Linked DNA regions of Homo sapiens: region 1 is linked to region 2. Evidence: chromatin loops called from intact Hi-C (ENCODE). Cell type or tissue: heart left ventricle. All regions are shown on one strand.

What was found. Peaks named below come from ENCODE experiments on the same cell type or tissue, not always from the same donor. Only the 100,000 strongest peaks of a DNase experiment are listed, where the experiment ranks them.
Region 1: it touches region 2 in a loop (8-fold over the local background); 80 of 110 quality-filtered maps call a loop at or near these places.

What each region holds. Positions count from the first base shown.
Region 1 is chr14:23,630,951-23,633,450 of GRCh38, reverse strand. It overlaps a transcript of DHRS2 not described here. Among named protein-coding and RNA genes, the nearest start is that of DHRS2, 4.2 kb to the left of the region's middle. In heart left ventricle, CTCF peaks have their summits at 1,121 and 1,325 (motif pointing left); a DNase peak (open chromatin) is centred at 1,320; H3K4me3 peaks cover 273 bases.
Region 2 is chr14:23,928,941-23,931,440 of GRCh38, reverse strand. It overlaps LOC105370411 (a long non-coding RNA gene), which reads left to right and starts at 1,427. Exons shown (of 2, transcript XR_943618.2): 1 at 1,427-2,235. It also overlaps a transcript of LINC00596 not described here. In heart left ventricle, CTCF peaks have their summits at 1,272 and 1,482 (motif pointing right); a DNase peak (open chromatin) is centred at 1,510.

The DNA of each region.
Region 1 (2,500 bases), 300 kb after region 2:
GATGTCCAGGGTGTTTGGGAGAGAGCAGGGATGCCTATGTGCCTGGAATACAGAGAATGGGGGGCTCATGCCTGAGAAAGCAGACTGCAGTTCTGAATGACTCCAGCAGGCCGGTGCTGATTGAAGCTCTCTGAAGGGATGTCCGTGGAGCTGAGCCAGTTAAACCAGCCACAGACATCCAGGCTGCTGTGTGGAGACCTGTGCCCTCAGGAGGCCCTTCAGAAGGGAACGGTGTGCCTCTGTAGCTATGCGCAGATGTGAAGGCAGGGAGAGGATCTGGCATGGGAGACTCAGGTATGAAGATATATCACCATGAACTGGAAAATGCCAGGGATGCTTGTCTAGGAGACCCTCTTTCACCCAAATCCTAATTTCCCAGCTCCACATTCATGTTAGCCCAGAGGCTCCTGCCTTCCCCTATGTGGGATTCCCATTGGCCTGCCATTCCCTACTCTAATGGAAGAATCTGATGAGCTTCCTGTTGAGAGAGGGAGGGAAGGAGTGGTTCCAGCAAGGGGTTAGTTAGCAGGGCACTCAGGGACTTAGCAGTGTGCTTTTCATGTGGGACAGGACAGTGCCAGGAAGGTGAAGAGAGGCAGGCTCTGGCAGCTCTGGGCCAAGGGGCCGACAGATGTGAACTTGCAGGAGGCTCTGGCCTGGGATGACTCTGTCTACAGACCCTCATCAGTTCCAGACATGCTCTGGCCACTCCATCACCAAGGGACTCCTGGTTACTAAGCAACCCCTGCCTTACCTACTGCATCTCCCCTTGTTCCTTAGCAACTCTTGCATAACTCAGTTCCTTCGAGTTAGGGGTCTGTATCTATAAATTATAAGTGAATGGGTGCTGCTCAGGAATTGTGAAGAAACTGTCTATTAAATATCAGTCTGTACTCAGTGTCAAAATGCAGGCGACCAAATGCTTTGCTTTGGGAAGGAAGCCTTGATTTCCGATTTATATCTCTTCTGATATTGTATTTCCAAAAACAATCTTTGTAGGTCCTAGACCTCCTCCCTCTTTCCTCCCAGCTGCTTCCACTCTGCCTGCTGTTGCTCTCGCTTACTCTCTCACGCCTCTCTCCTTCCTGCAAGGTCATATTTACAGCCTTGCATTACGTGGAGACAAGGGGTTTCAGCTCCTGATTGGTCTACCTTTTCTAAACAGGACACCAGATTCTGAACATTGTTATGCCCCCCCTGGGGAACTCCTCTCCTTCTGCTGCGAGCTCAGATTAACCCCCTTTTGAGGTTGAGAGGAATCCAGTCTCCTTGGCTGGGAGGACAGCAGGAAAAAGAGGACTCGCCTTTTGTCGGGACAGGACGCCCCCTGCTGGAAGGCTAGAGTAACAGCACCTGTGAGATGTGTTCCTAGCTCAGCAAGTCTGGCTGTCCCCTTTCTGGCCTCTAACAGTTCTTACCAAGCCCTGCTTGTCTGAACTTGCCTCAATGTGGTTTGCAGGAAAGCTGACCTATTGTAAGGAAAGGCAACTCTGCCTGGACTGTTGCAGGTAAACAACCTGCAGAGATGAAGTCAGGCCTCCTCTGTCTCCCCTGCTTCCCCTTCCCATGCAAAGCCCCTCTTTTGCCTGGGAGGATGGGAAGAGTGAGCAGCTTCCAAGGCCTCTGGTTCACCCTACCCCACTCACTTATGCTTTCCCCAAAACAGTCAGCTCGGTCAGCTGCAGCAGAATTGACCACAGGTCCTGGGAGCTTAGAATGGTCCCTGAGCCTGGCACTGCCCACTCTGATACCCCTTTCCATGCTTATCAATTCAGATGCCCAAATTTGGGGGTGGGGAAGCTGAATGGGCACACCCTTAACCTAGTCCCATCTTGGAGGTGAATGGCCTTCAGCACTGGTCCAAAGAGAGAAGAGAAGGGAAAAGGAAAGGGGTGGGGGGGGTAGAGGAAGAAAACAAAGATTAGAGGAGAAAGAATGAGAGACATGGAAGAGTTAGAAATATTGAAAATCAGAAAAGAGAATAATGTAAACAGGAAATAAAATTCTAAGCTCCCCAACCAACTGAAAGCACTCCTCTGCTTGGCAAAGGGCATTCCAAAGTCAACTTAAAAAACCAGTGCAGGCCATGATGGGAATACAGGGTTGGACATGCCTCATTATACCCTCCTCCCTTTTGAGTTCAGGCATGACTGACCAGCATTAACAGTAAAATGGAGATCTTAGGGCTGAAAAAACAGACTTTTAGCAATAAGATACCAAATTCTAACCTGACTCTAGTATAGCATCACATGACAGATAGCAGGTCCTGAAAAAAACTGAAGTATTTTACATCAAAATGCATTTCTTTGACATTTTTTGAAATGGCCCTGCAAAGCTGTCTCTTGTGAGGAAAATTTACATCCTATAGAAAATCCCCTTCTCTTTCCAGGTCTTTTCCTGATCCAAGAGAGATTTAACTAAGAGTCTGGCACCTTTTAGGATCTGATAAAAAATATTTACAATCTATTATCTATGATGCCTACTACCTGGAGGCTTCATC
Region 2 (2,500 bases):
GTGATGGGGAGTGGCTGTAAATACAGATGAAGCTTCCCTTGGTCGCCCACCACTCACCTCCTGCTGTGCAGCCTGGTTCCTAACAGGTCATGGACTTGTCTGGTCTGTAGCCCAGGGATTGGGGACCCCTGATCTAAATAGCAAAGCTGAATAAAGTATGCCTATCCCATCTGATATAAATTGAGAGTTGTTAGGATTTGGCATGGCGCATCAGGGTGTTGAGTAATCTGGTGTTCATCAGTATTGACAGGTAGAGAAGATAAGGATGTTTTGAGCTCATCAAGACAGGAGCAGACACCTGTTGGGACAAGAGAGCACAGCAGCAGGCTGGTTCTCCCATCCTCGTACCCTATCATATGATGCTGGTCAGGAGGAGACTGGGGAAATATTGTGATATTATAGGTTAAATCTTTGGGAAAGCATTTTTTGAGTCAGGCTTGGTCTGGACATTGTCTGACTCCCGTGGCTTGGAGGTTGCCAGGGCGATGACACATTCCTTCAAGATTTTGGTTTCTTTCCTGGCCAGATCTAGCAGAGCCAAGTTTTCTTGGGTGCCTGCAGGCTGTCAGAAGAACTCCATCCTTGCTTCTCTGTCACTACTGTGCACTGAATCCTGCCTGAAATCCTCCACTTCCGCCTTTGGCTAGGAACCCTTCCTTTCTTCCCTGCTGGACCCAGGGAGGAGGAGAGGCAACATCACAACTTTCTGTGCTTCCATCATAGCTGTGGGACTGTCTCTGTGTAAAGTCCTGCTGGCCTAGAGTTTCTAGCTTCTAGTGTCACCTGTGGAACTACAAAATTTATCCTTATTCCAGGTTAAGTTCCTCTGCTATGCATTCTCATGTACTTCCTTTTTGAAATAATTATTAACTGAATGAGTGCTTATTTAATATTTATTTTCCTGAGCTAGACTATGAGCTCCATAAGATCTGGAACGAAGTCTGTCTTGGTCACTGCCATATTCCTATTGCCAAGCACAACAAAATCATTGTAGGCATTTCAAAGAGGGAATTTAAAACAGGAAATTGGTTACACGTTGGACTGGGCTGAGAAGCCAAATGGGCTGGTGAAACAACCACATATTAGTGGCAGCGGAAGCTGCTACCATCCTGAGGGCTGGAAGGACACAAGAAAGGAGTGGGGAACAACTTCATTCTGATTAACTTCATTCTGAATTATATGGAATTAAAAAATTTTTCTTCTGGTAGGAGTGCCCACAATACTAGTAAAAATGTAGGCCATTTAACATTACCCTATTTGAAATCCACCATAGCCTTCTTGAGTTTCAAATCTGAAATCTGCAGGGATAATGTTTCTCAAAATGACAAAAGCACCATTTCTGAGGCAAAGATCCAGCCTGTCCTGGGCAGGTTGGCCCTTGGTTAGGATTTCAGGTCACGCTTGCAGATAGATCCATCACGCTTCCATCTCAGATGGGCTGTGACCTTTTGGATGCAGAGAAGGCTGTAATGCCACTTTTGTCCACCAGAGGGCTGCAGGGTCTCCCCTCACAGTCCAAACGGCTGAGATTTGGTGACTCAACCATGCCTTGGCAGGGTGCTGCCTTGAGGGGTCTCCTCTTAAGTACCTCATGTGTTGGAGGAGATCTGGGGGTGCAGAGGCTGCCCTGATTCCAGAAGGGAGGAATTTTGTATTCGGTTCCCTCATTTTCTCTCTCCCGGCTTCATTTTATGTTTCATAACAATTGATTTGAACAATTTAAAAATCGGGAAATCAAAGTGGGGGTGTGTGTGTGTGCATTTTGTGGGCAGGGTAGCAAGAAGTGGGAATAATTCTGGTTACATTAATTCATGCCTGAACTCGCAGCTTAAACATTATTTAATGTTGTAGAAATTCAGAGATGGAAAAGTGACCTTGGAAATAATTTAGCATCCCTTCATTTATAGCCAAAGAAATGAATGCGGCCCTTGCCGCTTGCGAGATGCCTGGAAGGTTCAGAGCCTTTAGGAATGCAGCTAATATGTAAGGTTATTAAAGCGTTTTTGGTAAGATTTTATTTCAGTATTCCAATCTTTCTTCCCTTTTCTTAGACTCAGCCTGAGCCTTAACAGCAGCAACAAAGCACAAAAAGGCATTTTTCAGTTTTCCATTGAAAGTACTTGGCTTTCTTGTTCTAATCCCATAATTAGACTTTGGATTCTTTCCAGACTCCATTGAATCAGAAGATAGAAAGGCCTGACATGGTAGAAAAAAATTATCCGGGAAAATATTGGAGTGAGTAGAAAACCAGTCAAACTCCTAATTGCAAATTCTCTTAAAATTAATTGAAAAATGTTACTAAAGAATTTTCAGCAGTACAGCAAAGACCAGTCACTGAAGTAACTTAAGGGAGAATGCACTAAACTGAAAAAAAATCAATGTGGGTTTTCTAAAAAAGTTTCAAAAAACACCCAATGAGCCCACACAAAAAACTTTATTTTAATTAATCCCAAAGAAAGAAACAACCACAGGGAACCATACACAGAATTCAGAAAATGGC